Regions from separate parts of the Homo sapiens genome. Here regions 1 and 3 are each linked to region 2. The links are chromatin contacts, found by Hi-C or POLR2A ChIA-PET in ENCODE. All regions are on one chromosome and are shown on one strand. The core of a region is the stretch at or near the end of the contact, and the rest is flanking DNA. Distances in the headings are between cores, read along the strand shown.

The links. Hi-C counts contacts between places; a loop is a spot of excess contacts on that map. ChIA-PET counts read pairs that join two places held with the same protein, here RNA polymerase II (POLR2A). Pooled maps may share reads with other maps.
Region 1: a map with no recorded cell type shows a loop between it and region 2 (20-fold over the local background). The contact joins two enhancer-like sites. A Hi-C loop is called at or near these places in 1 of 168 maps with a recorded cell type or tissue (uterus), 6 of 37 single-sample maps with no recorded cell type and 4 of 50 pooled maps. POLR2A ChIA-PET finds 5 or more read pairs at or near these places in 1 of 52 experiments (Panc1).
Region 3: a loop to region 2 is called in a map with no recorded cell type, with 3 times the contacts of the local background. The contact joins the promoter of ZFHX3 here to the enhancer-like site in region 2. A Hi-C loop is called at or near these places in 14 of 37 single-sample maps with no recorded cell type and 5 of 50 pooled maps. POLR2A ChIA-PET finds 5 or more read pairs at or near these places in 1 of 52 experiments (Panc1).

What each region holds. Positions count from the first base shown.
Region 1 is chr16:73,013,508-73,018,250 of GRCh38, forward strand. All of the region lies in intron 1 of ZFHX3 (zinc finger homeobox 3), which reads right to left. Among named protein-coding and RNA genes, the nearest start is that of ZFHX3, 32 kb to the right of the region's middle. RefSeq lists enhancers at 1,768-2,268, 2,817-2,966. Within about 2 kb of position 2,249, at least 13 of the 41 ENCODE cell types and tissues checked have a DNase peak (open chromatin) inside an H3K27ac peak, as active enhancers do.
Region 2 is chr16:72,588,545-72,592,623 of GRCh38, forward strand. The region is part of intron 1 of LINC01572 (long intergenic non-protein coding RNA 1572); the gene reads right to left. Among named protein-coding and RNA genes, the nearest start is that of LINC01572, 74 kb to the right of the region's middle. RefSeq lists an enhancer at 1,990-2,049. Within about 2 kb of position 2,032, at least 2 of the 41 ENCODE cell types and tissues checked have a DNase peak (open chromatin) inside an H3K27ac peak, as active enhancers do.
Region 3 is chr16:73,046,845-73,051,268 of GRCh38, forward strand. ZFHX3 (zinc finger homeobox 3) reads right to left here and starts at 1,284. Exons shown (of 10, transcript NM_006885.4): 1 at 908-1,284. It overlaps LOC124903719 (a long non-coding RNA gene), which reads left to right and starts at 734. Exons shown (of 2, transcript XR_007065116.1): 1 at 734-956; 2 at 3,282-3,944. RefSeq lists enhancers at 578-1,113, 1,650-2,185 and a silencer at 875-1,724.

The DNA of each region.
Region 1 (4,743 bases), core at 999-3,498, 430 kb after region 2:
AAACTTCCAGGCTCAAGTGATCTGCCTGCCTTGGCCTCCCAAAGTGCTGGGAGTACAGGCCTGAACCACGGTGCCTGGCCAAAAACCCTTTATAAACACTCTCTTTTATTTTTCTCTCAAGTATGACTCTTTGGGCCTCACCAAAATACAATTTCACAAAATAATGTCACATTATTTGGGGGAGGGGAGAGGCCACCAAATTTCATCTCGAAGCCTCTTCCCTCATTTCCAAGGAAATAGGCATTGTTGGAACAGGTAAGGCTGTAATATTTGGTTTAGCTTTGCCCTCCTGAGCCACCTACCTCTAGAGGCACGTGGGGGTCTCTTTCTTTGCCAACTGCACCAATTCCTCCACAGGACCGTGCAGTAGCTGAATAACAACCCCCGAAGACGCCCACATCCTAATATCCGTAACCTACAAATATGTTACCTTCTACAGCAAAGGAAACTTTGCAGATGCGATCAAGTGAAGGATCTTTGGATAGAGGAGATGATCGTGGATTATCCAGGGGGCCTGATGCAATCACAGGGGTCCTTACAACAGGGGCAAAGGAGAGGACAGAGTCAGGCAGAAGAAGGAGATGTAACAGAAGCATGACACAGAGTGATGTGAGGAAGGGGCCATCAACCCAGAAATGTGGGGGCCTCCAGAACCTAGACCATGCAAGGAAATGGGTTCCTCCTCGAAACCGCTACGAGAAAGCAGCCCTGCCAACACCCTGACTTCAGCCTACTGAAACTGATTTCAGACTTCTAGGCTCCAGCTACAAGGCAATCAGTTTGCGGTTTTTTGCATTTTTTTTTTTTTTTGGAAAAATGAAAGCTGATTTTTATTTTATCATCAACAGCCATTCTTTAGACATGAACATGCATACGTAATATTCTATGCACACATCGCAGTTTTGAACATTAGTTAATAAAGTTTAAACATACTACATCCTTACAGAAAACATCAAAATGCAAACTTAAGTTTGTGTTTTACACCAACAAGTTTGTGGTAATTTCTTCTTCTTTTTTTTTTTTTTTTTTTTTTTTTTTTGAGACACAGTCTCGCTCTGTCACCAGGCTGGAGTGCAGTGGTGCGATCTTAACTCACTGCAACCTCCGACTCCCTGCTTCAAGCGATTCTCTGCCTCAGCCTCCTGAGTAGCTGGGATTACAGGCAGGCACCACCATGCCCGGCTAATTTTTGTATTTTTAGTAGAGAAGGGGTTTCACCATGTCTTGATCTCCTGACCTCATGATCCACCTGCCTCGGCCTCCCAAAGTGCTGGGATTACAGGCATGAGCCACCATGTCCGGCCTATGTGGTAACTTCTTACGGCATCAAGAGGAAACTAGTATAGCCATCTGGAGAAAGGGGGACAGAACCACTGGACACACAGAAGCAGGGGTGTCCCTGAAGGGTTCACCCTACCAAGGGGTTCACACTACCCTCCTTCTCCAGACCCTAGGGACCAGCTGAAACCTCTCTTTCTCCATCACCAAAAATTAGGACCAAAGGCCTCAGATGCTGTAATCAAGAGCTGTGTCTTTTTTTTTTTTTTTTTTTTTTTTGAGATAGGGTCTCACTCTGTCTCTCAAGCTGGAGTGCAGTGGTGCAATCTCAACTCACTGTACCCTCTACCTCCCGGGCTGAAGTGATCCTCCCACCTCAGCCTCCTGAGTAGCTGGGACTACAGACGCCTACCACCGTGCACAGCTAGCTTTTGTATTTCTTGTAGAGACAGGGTTTTGCTGTGTTGCCCAGGTTGGTCTCTAACTCCTGGGTTCAAGTGATCCACCCACTTCAGCCTCCATAAGTGCTGGGATTACAGGCGTGAGCCACCACACCGGCCACGAGGGCTATGTCTTAGGAGAGGTGTTCAGTGGAGTATCTTAGCATTAGACAGAAAAAACCTCCCATCCTGGCCTACCGCATTTGAGATTTATAAATATCCAAATTAACCAAGGAAACAACAGAAAAACAGTAGTTGGACAAAGAGTTTGTGTGTGCTACATGTTTATTTTATCTAATAGGAGACACCGAACTAGAAACATCTACATTCAAGAAGAATCCCTGGATCCACAGTTCCTTTTATCAATTCACAAAAGCCAGGCCGAGCCAACCTTACCCAATATATTCCACAGGTGGGCCCGCCTGAAGCCTCGCTGTGATGCCAGGCAGCCAGCCTGAAGAACTGGAAAGCCAGGGCCCGTGCACGCTGGGCTCCTGAAGACAAAGGAAACAGAATGGCTCGGGAAGGCCGTGGCACCCTGCCCGCCTCCGTGGTAGCCTGGGGCCACTGGATCTTGCTGTCTCCGCAGCACCTGAGAGGTGTGAGCCAGGCAGCCAACCACATCAGAAGCTGGCTGCCGGCTGCCCCAATTGCACAACACCTCCAGGGGAGCCAGCTTTCCAGGACTGGGTTTTACACACCATACGGGCACTGGCCATGTTGACCCAGTCAAGGCATGGCACCTTGAAGAATGGCCCACGCAAAGACCGGCCATATGGACAGAAGGCATCCTGCCACAGAGCGATTTCTGAATCACCTCTATGCAAAGAATAGTCTTCTCTCTTACGCAAAGGAGATCCCATCACCACCATCTCATTTCTATCCCAGGCTCCTCCAGTTCTCTTTCAATCACAAGCCAGACTACCCAACCACTTAACTCTCTAGGCCCAGATATGACTTAATTCTCCCACTCCTGCATGTTTGTTGCCACTTCCCCATTTTGTGTTAACAATTAACCTGAAGTATTATGTTAACAATTAACATGAATTGTGTTTTGGTTTTTAAGGTCGGAGTAACTAGGATTACTCAATAGGATTTAAATGTTCAATTTTAGCACACATGTACAAGGCGCTACTTTGTACATGACAAGATGAAGTGGTTTAAAAAAAAAACAAAACATAACCACCTTTCACAAAGGGTTCTCATTCAGCCTCCTGCTTGTGAAAGATACGACTTTGAATAGTGAAAGTCCCAAGAAGGGTAATTCAAGCAAAACTGGTTTCTAGTTTGCCTTGATTCAAATTCTTTATGCTACTTGACCCATTTCTCTTTTCCTCTTGCTTCTCCTGATGCCTCTCAAAATAATAATAAACCAACCCCAGAAATAGAATCCTGTCTTCCTTAGATGTCACCATATGACTAATTTATGGCCTTTGTTTAAAGCCCTTACACCAGAGTTGACTCCAGTAATTTCCTCCTCTTCTATTTGAATGTCCATTTACAGCCTCTCTGTAACCTCTGGGTGAACTGAGAATGTTCTCTGTGCCTCTCATGATGTGGATTCGCACCCTGGTGACAGCAGAGTGGCTCCGAGCAGAATCTCCCCATTACAGCTGAAGCCCACTGGGACCCTACCCAAGTTCACGTGTATATCCCAAGAGAGTTTGCTGAACACTCCTTATGCCTTAATGCACCTTTGAAAAAAAAAAGACTAAGGGGGCTGGGCGCAGTGGTTCATGCCTATAATCCCAGCACTTTGGGAGGCCAAGGTGGAAGGTTCACTTGAGCCCAAGATTTCAAGACCAGACTAGGCAATATGGCAAGACCTCATCTCTACAAAAATAAAAATAAATCAGCCAGGCGTGGGGGCATGTGCCTGTGGTTCCAGCTGCTTGGGGGTGCTGAGGCAGGAAGATCACCTCCCTCAGCCTTGGGAGGTTGAGGCTGCATGGAGCTGTGATTGTGCCACTGCAATCCAGACTGAGCAACACTGCAAGACTCCCATCTCGAAAAAAAAAAAAAAGGCAAAAAGATATCAAAGGCTGAGTGGGCAATTTGAATGTGTTCCCAAGACGTGATGGGAATTTTCTACGTTTGGATTCAGGGGAGTGGGGTCTTAGTTTTGCTCTCATTCAGGGAGGTGGGTCCCAAAAAATATCCCCTGTTGGCCTTAGGAGGAGGAATACTTGAAAGGTATATCTGAAAATGCTCCAAGTTTTTTCCTGCCCCGCTTTCCAGTGGTGCCCTTCGCCAAGTCATGAAAACTCTGCCAACACTGTTCTCTCTCCAGCACTCACCTGGGCTCCCCACCAATGTCTTGGCTGCCGTCACGACTAAATAATGCCTTCTCTTCTTCCCCTCCACCCACCCCTCTCTGGTCTTTAGCACAACCTATCAGCTGACTTCTCCAACTCCAGGGAGCTAGACCACATAGTCCTCCACCAAGAGCTTTGCTAGCTTAGCACCCCACAGATAGAGCTCGTCCAGAGAATTGTCCAACCATCCATTAAAATATCCAAGTGGCCCCAGTGTGCCAGAGACTGCTCTCTCTGGACTAGGGCTAGGGGTAAGCAGCAAACCAAACAGGCTAAGACCTCTGCCACCTGCATAGAGCCCATGCCTACTGTCTGACCCATCCCTACCTCTGCAGATGCTCCTTAATTCCCCACTTTTACTCTCTCCTCTTCAGAAAATGATTTCCTCCTTTTGGATGAAAATTTGATTTTTTCGATGAAGTGGGACCTATGTTTTCTCAGTTTTTATCTTTTTTTTTTTTTTGAGACAGGGTCTTGCTCTGTCACCCAGGCTGGAGTCCAGTGGCACGATCATGGCTCACTGCAGCCTCAATTTCCCAGGCTCAAGCAATCCTCCCGCCTTAGCCTCTTGAGTAGCTGGGACTACAGGCATGCGCCATCACACCCGGCTAATTTTGCTTGATTTTTTTTTTATAGAGACAGGGTCTCACTATGTTGCCCAGGCTGGTCTCGAACTCCTGGGCTCAAGCAATCCTCCTGCCTTGGCCTCC
Region 2 (4,079 bases), core at 782-3,281:
TTGCCATTTGATGAAGCCATTTATAAGAGAATCAAAGTATAAGCTTCAGTTCAGTAAAGTGAATAGCTATCAGAAACAAATGTGCATGTCTATAATTATCACATCTATGCTGGCTGACAAATCCTGAAAGCGACTATATAAATGGTAATGCAATGAATATACTCTACATTCCTAAGGAATTCTGCGTGAGTATGAATTCCTGAATTCATTCCCTTAAATGAATTATAGATTCTCAAACCTGGTAGTCAAAAGAAATATGCAACAACACTGAAGAAAAATAAACAATACCAAAGAATCCTAATAACCCTTTCCCTTTACCCTTCCATAAAAATTCCAACCCATAACCTTCAAAGCAAAAACCCCTACTTACTATCAGACTCAACTTCTAGACTTCAGCATTTTACTTTTCCACAATTGAAGTCCAGATAATTGTCAATATCCTTAAGATTTGTTGGGAAAGATACAATCAGATAAGGTACTTTGAATTCCAATTTCAGGCACCTCATGATAATATATACAGAGATGCCACATATTCCCTGTTATTACTGTTTCACTCTCCCTAGTGTTTAAGTCATTCCCAGGTAGTAAGTGAAAGGACACAGAAAGGTGCATTAACTCTCTCAGGCAACTTGGCAACTATTTGGTGCACAGCTACTATGCACTAAGTGTGCCTCTAAGTACATGGCTTAGGATCTCGAAGTCACTCAAGCACTAGGGAGAAAACACTCCATTGTTGTTTAATGTTGGGATTTTGCTGCTCTATAAACTAGTGTTATGCGGAAGTTTTAGGAGATGATACTCAAATGGAAATATATATCCTTTCCTAAGTCGCAGAAAGGCAACCATAAAGCTCAAAACTGTATTACCTTGATAATGTAATTTTTAAAATGTTACGTGTGAAATAAGACCATTTATTTTTTACTTTTTTATTTTTTTGAGACAGAGTCTCGCTCTGTCGCCCAGGCTGGAGTGCAGTGGTGCAATCTCGGCTCACTGCAACATCTGCCTCCCGGGTTCAAGCAATTCTCATGTCTCAACCTCCCAAGTAGCTGGGATTACAGGTATGTGCCACCACGCCTGGCTAATATTTTGTATTTTTAGTAGAGACGGTGTTTCATCGTGTTGGCCAGGCTGGTCTTGAACTCCTGACCTCAGGTGATCCGCTGGCCTTGGCTTCCCAAAGTACGGGGATCACAGGCGTGAGCCACTGTACCCGTCCTATTGAGACCGTTTTAAAAATGATTGTGACATTATTCTAAAAACTTCAGTATCTATCCATCTCTATATACATATATATGAATGAGAGATACAGCCTAATAGAGGAGAAATGGAATAAGTAAATATCTCTGGAAACACTGAGTACAAGTACAAATGTGATTAAAAGACACAGAGTATGAGATGAAATATCCATCTTAAAATTTCAGTGCTTTGGTGGTTAAAACAGTAAGAGAAAAACAACATTGTTTTGCGCTAGGAAACCTGTTTCTAATCAACTGAGCTATTCCTATGGGGTCAAATAAAAATGATTAGCTTATTAAAAGCATAGCTTTGCTATTTAATAGGCAAAATGATTGAAATTTCTGCTGCAGATCCTGATAATTTTAGTGTTTCTAGTTAAGCCTGCAAAATTGCATTCATTATTAGTGTCCAGATTCATTAACAATTCAATTTATAGATATTAATGCTTATAATGCATGCTTCGCTTGCCAAAACTTGAAGAGAAATTGTTTCAATTAGCTTTCATGGATCATGAATCCTGCCGGCTGGGTATTTTTAGACAAAAGATACAAACACATCCCCAAGCAATGCTAATGCACAGCTGGGACTTGTGTGTAAGGTCACTTGAGCTAACAGTTTAAAAGGAAAAACAGTAAATGAGTTTTACCCAGATGAGTAAGAGAGAAGTCTTCTGTTTCCAACCAAATATTTGAAAGGCATTTAAGAAAAATGGCAGCAGAATTATTTGCTTTTGAGATCTCTGGAAGATAAAACCATTAGGCCAAAATTGGCAATCTAAACTCAAGGAGCAGTATTCAGCATATAAGACAATATGGGAGACCTTAAATTTTCCCTTTGTAAAAAAGGGGATTTCTTAGAAGTCACAAGTTAACAAAAATGCAAATCCTGTCACCTGCACAAGGGTCATGCCCCAGTGGTAGGAGAATAAAAAATAGACTGATACCACAAATGATCCAGATGACAATCCAGATTTACAGATAATTACTAACTCTCTGTTTCATGTTAGGCCACACACAACTAGGTCAAAGTTGCTATTTACTGTCAATGGCAAACAGTATTCTTAGGTAGAAGACACATTCTTTGGAGGATGTCCATCTCCTCCAGATACATTTCTGTCACATAAATCTTCATGTAAATTAAAGACAATAGCCCATCTTTGAACTTTTCTCATAGTGTAGTACAATGTCTACATTTCCTTGTGGTGTCTGGTTGTTTGTAGCTTGGTATTTACTGGAATATCAAGAGAATGGTCGACTTTTTACCTTGAAGCTAAGAGATATTTCATTTGTCCTCACCGAAATGCCGGACCATGTTGCATACTTAAGCACAGACTGAATGATGTCTCATGATTTTCCCATGAACTACAATTTCACCTCCCTGAAGGATCCCATTTAGTGAACTTGGGAAAAATCTAAAGCTAACAGTATGGAATCAAAATAAGTTTTAAAAAGACCATGAGATTCTGGAAAACTAGTCCAACACTACAACTCTAAGGACATTAATGTCATAAAAGTACAGTTGAGAGGCAGAGGACATGAAAAGCATAGAAACTCTTCAGAATGTTTGGATAAGGAAGTATGAGAACATGTGAAATATTTCTAAAATCAAACTGAGCTTTGCATTGAAGCTTAGATATTGGTCTGGAGGAACAACAAATACATCTGTAAAAATATTCATTACTATGCTTTTTAATCTTAATAGTGGTATAACATTTCCCATTGACAAGTAAGGCATAGAAATCTCTAATTTATAATAGGTAGGCATTAAACAAAACTAAAAAATATCAAGATTAAAATCTAATTTCTGAAAAAATATAAATTAGAACAAAAAGAAATCGACTGCCTTTACAAAGTAATAAAAACTAATATATGAAAATGAACTATAAGAGGCTGGAAGAAAAATGGAAAAACAAGTTTGGAGAGAAAAGTGAAAAAAAATCAGTGTTTTCAGTCAGGTGCGGTGGTGCAGGCCTGTAGTTCCAGCTACTTGAGAGGCTTAGGTGGGAGGACACCAGGCTGGGCGACATAGAGAGACTGACTCTTAGAAACAAAACGAAACAAAAAAACTTAAAACCAAATGTGGAATAAAGTAAGCAACTTTTTATAAATACCATCATTACTTAGCATTTAAAAAAATTCTATTTTTTTAATATAATAATTTGAGTAAAGGTCTAAAAGATTGATGGAAAAGGACCAAACTAAGAGTGATAGTACATGGGATGACTGCAAAAATTAATGATGTAACCTATTTGTTTATTCAATTACTACGACTGCAGAAATATATATATATAAAGTGCATTTCTCATACTGCCAAATTCATCATGAGTATTTTTGAAAAAACACAATTTATGTTTTAAAACAAATAAGTTATTTAATACATTGGCACACCCAAATACACACATACATCTAAAAAGCAATGACAAGGACCGTGGTCACTGATGAAATCACTAGCCCTATCACATTACTATTCAGGTCTATAATTCATTCTTTAGTATTAGAGTCCATAGGGCCCTGGTTTGCTTGCCCACACTGAAAACAGAGAACAGGAAGGATCCCTGGAACGAGAAGCTCACTTTTTTCCCCATTCTTTCATAAGCTTCCTCTAGCTTCTAAGTGCTCTGATTATTCTTTTGTCTCTGTGTGGCAAACCTATTACTTTTAAGGTATTTCTCCCACCTTGCTCCTCCCATACCTCTACAATGGATGCAAAGGTCAGTGACTCCCTCAGGAATAGTAGCATTTTCAGCAAGGGGTATGGTGAGGTAGTCATGGAACTCCCATTACTGTTAACAGGAGTTACAGGCTACTTCACTGAAAATTCCAACCCAGAGTTCTTTTGAT
Region 3 (4,424 bases), core at 34-2,533, 460 kb after region 2:
GTTTTCTGTCAGTGGCTTTAGGGAGTCTTCAAGGACTGTTAAATGACACAGAGGGTGGGGGGAGGGATGACCCTCCTGGATTCACCTGCTCACGGCTTTCACTTAAGCCAGTTTAACACAGGAGGTACCACTGTGCCACGCAATTCCCTCTTAGCACACACCATGCGTGAGCTGCAGTCTTTGCCCTCCAGGCCTTTTCCTATCATAACACAGGTGTGTCCAAGGCAGAAAAGAACATTTTCCAGAAGGTTCGTTTCCCTCCAAGCCTACAATGCTTCTTTTTGTTGTTATTGTTTTTCTGCTACTGACCTAAACATAGGCATTCCTCCTCCTAACAGGATAAAAATCTTGACTCTCTCCTTTGCATCAGCTCCCCACCCCGCCCCTGCCCAAGGAAATAAATGCTCTGACTTTTCCAAGAGTGCGAAAAAACTAAAATTAGAGGGTGGACAAGATGATCTCCAAAGGTGCCCTCCAGCTCCAAAACTCTGATTCTCCCTTTAATTACTCCACAAGCGCATTCTTCACATTGTTTCGAACTGACCAGCGACTTCTCCAGGGCTGAAAAGGGTGCATTTTTAGGCGGAGGCACCCAAACTTCTAAATGACACCAGTACCACAAGTATTCAGAAGGCAGGAACTAATCCAAAAGCAGACTCAGGAAAGGAGGAGGGAGGGGAGGACAGAGGGAAGGGAAGGAAGGAGGAAGGAAGAGCTTTACTGTGTGCCCAGCAGAATTTAGGCGCTCTCACCCTAGGTAGGTGGCAACTGGAGTCTGGGAGTTCAAGTGCATCCAGCCTGCCCTTCCCCCACACGCCCCAAGAGAATGGGAAGTTCAGCCAAGACTCGCAGCACCTGCCCGCGGCTCCAGGCCGGCTGCGCGGACCCGGAGGGAGGCTGCACTCACCTGGCACACCAAGCCTCCGCGCACCTCCGGAGGGAGGCGGCACTTGCAGGTCCGGGGGCCGCGCCGCCATGCGCAACAACGGGAAATTCCAGTGGCACCCGAGCCCCGAGCTCACCCACCCCAGGCGGCATGCTCCCCACCTCCCGCTGGCCCCAGGACTCGGAGGTGGCTCTGGTCAGGAGCAGGGGGCCCGGAGACAGGGGAGGGGAGCTCATGGTGGCGGCAGGGCTGGCGGTCGGCCCGTCCCCGGAGGGAGGTCCCCGGGACGCGGCGGGGATTCACCCACGGGGCGCGGCGCTGGCGTCCGGGTCCCCGGCCTGCCCGCCGCCGCCGCCTCCTCCTCTGCCGCCGCCCGCCCGGAATCGCTTTATGTAAATGAAGCCCAACTCGCAGTTTGCAGCGCGCACCGCCCGGGGAAGGGGGGCGGGCGGGGCGGGGGGCCTTCGGGGATCCACATTACACAGCAACAAAGCGGAAGGTTAATTTGAAACTCACAGCCCCGCTGCCGCTCGGCTCCCCGGGCAAAGCCTGACATCTACAGTCGTGCCGGGCGCAGGCCGGGTTGCTCGGCGGCGACCGCGCCCGCCCGCCCGCAGGGACCCGGGGACGCACAGGGACGCGCGGGACCCGGGCGCTCAGCTGCGCTCGCTCCGCTTGGGGCGCGGGCCTTGGGGCAGGCCGGGGGTCCCGCGCACCCGCCTGGGGCCAGGAACCCTCGCCGCTCGGCCTGCGCCGCCCCGGGAACCGGCCCCGGCGGGAACAAAGCCCAGGCCCTCCCGGAGGCGCTGACCCCTCGCTCATCAAAGGTCAGGGGCCGGCCTAGAATCGGGCGAGAAGAAAGGGACGCGCCCTCGGCCACTAAAAGGAGCCTGAGGCCTCCGAACCGGAGCCATCGCTCCCTGGGCCCCGTCCACGTCACAGCCAGGCCACTCAAGCATGGGGACAGGAGCCAATGTGGACAGGAATTTATTGGAAACACACACCCATCCTATTAACTGCTTTACAGAGCACTTCTGTTTTTCAGTTGCAGAAACTTATAAAAACATCCCCCTGCTCTCCGTTGAGAGTTTAAGGATAGTTTTTGAGGCCAGAGAAAGAGAAAAGGAGAGATCACTAGAAAGATAGGAAGAAAAGAAGTGGGAAGAAAAGGAGATGCAGTCTACCATGTAAGCCTCCAGGCTCCTTAGCCTCACCTTATAAAGCCACATCACCGCAGAGATAGCAAAGATCGTGCCCTTTCCCAGGGAGTTCCTACCGCCAGGGTAAGATTTAAAGCGGCCACCCCAGTTGGTCAAAGTGATTGCTGGGCGCCTTTCTATCTCCCCAAGTTCACCTTTTCCAGTTGGTCAAAGCGATTGCTGGGCGCCTTCTATCTCCCCAAGTCCACCTTTTTCCATTCTCATCTGAAAGCCAGCCCCAAAGAAATCTCACCGGAAGTCCTCTGTCCTCCCTGTCAGAATCCCACCCTCAGTCTGAATTTACTCCCGATTCTCACAGCACAGAAAGGCACCTGCTTTTACCCTTTCTGAAAACCACCCACCCAGGCTGGCCTTACAGCCTGGAGAGTCTTTTCCTCGGGCACAATAATGAACCATGCAAGTGTTAGAAATATAATCAGCTCATGAGGCGAAGAGCAGTATGTATGGAATTGTATTAGCATGAGGCACACACTGACTCGGGAGAAAAAGGGATGCTTAGCTGGTGAAAACCATCACATCCCCGTATAGAAGGCTTTTTGCACAATGTAAGTTGGGTTCAGATTAATGTAAGTATCTAACCTGTTGGGTACAGACAGCCCCTTTCTACATTTTAGTCCAGAATAGATTCTGGGGAAATTTATTTATTTATTTATTTATTTCAGCTAAGGCCCTGGGAGAAAAGACTGCCTCCAGGGAATCATGTCCGATTAGGGACAAAGGAGGGCACAAGCCCAATTCAGTCACACGTGAGAGCACGGGGGCCGGGTGGGGGGAGTTAAGAGCCAACAGGGAAGGTGGAGGATGAGTTTGCAAACCAGACTATGGTCACTGCAGAGCTGCTTCCAGACCACCTGACTTCAGGCCCAAGAACAGGTGGTGTTTTCAAAACACACTGTTATTTATATTGGCCATATAAGTTGAGAACACCTTAAAGAAAACAATTAATAATTTAATTGAAAAAGTGACTATGAATAAGACATGAAGATGACGTATGCTAGCAGGACCGCAAGCAACGTGGCCCACAACGCAGAGATGCCTCTGGCAATCTCTCCGGAAAAACGAAGATTCCTTACCTGGGATAGGTAAGGCCTGCTGGATAAATTAAAGACAACAAGAAAATGTTGATACTCTCAGAAAATCTAATTTTGCTGCTTTATCTTCATTTTTATTAACAGGGGACAACCTCGTAATCTGGTGACATCATGATCCTGGTAGGCCCACAGACAAATACCTTCAATAAAATAAAAGCTAGAAAGCCCAAAGAACAAGCTATTAAAGTAACCTGGGAGGATGCAGCACTGCCTGGGCAGAAGGCCCGGACGGGATCTGCCCTAATACTGCCACTGTCCCAAGAGGCAGACCCTGCAACCTGCCTCCTGCACTTGAGAGGCCTGACAAGTAGAACTGAGAGTGACCCTGAGTTCCTTTTCTTTATCTGGCACCAGCTACACACATGATGAGGCCTAGTCAAGCCTGCCTTTGTTCCAGGCAAAAATTTAACAGGTAATCCACAGGCAGGTGATCTATGGCCTCTGTACATTATGGAAATGAGGGACTACACACAAGCTGGGTGTCACCTCTACTAAAACTCATTTTCCTTATTCATAAAAACAATACCTCTTCAGAGGGAATTGGCAACTTCTGCACTTACATATGAAATCAGGAGTTCCTCTGAAATACTCCTTGCAAATTCTATCCTCCAGCTCTGGAAGCCCTGGCTCTTCGGAGGGCAGCTGCCTGATGTTAAACCCATGGCCTACCCAGCAGTGACAGCCTGACATTCTCATCGCTCCATCCTGAACACTGCTGACAAATAAACCCACTCTCAGAAAAGGCAATTCTTCCCTCGCAGTTCTCCATACCCAGTCTCGTCTCATCTGGAAAGCGTAATTGGCAACAGCCGAAAGGATAAATATTTAAAAATAAATCAGGGAGCGCTAACCCCTTCCCTACTCCTCCCCTTACCCACTCTCCAAGCCAGAGGCCTGCCCCCTAACGCTGAGCTGGCTGGTAAATTACAATGATTCTACCGAGCCAAACCTGCTTGTCTCTCTCTTTCTCTACACATACACACTTACTAATGCTGTATCCTTCCACTTTTGCAAAGGTAAATATGATCTCTAAGATACAGTGGATGTCAGCATTCTGACTTCCAGCGTAACCTGGGCTCTCTTTTCACAGTACAGCGGGTTTAGACAGATTTGTGCACCCTTCCGGGTTCTTCTATTTTTATTAAATTATACGTATACATTGATTTTTAAAACTAGTGCTTAAATAACCCGGAGGCTTTAACAAAGAAAAATCCAGAAGAGGGCAAG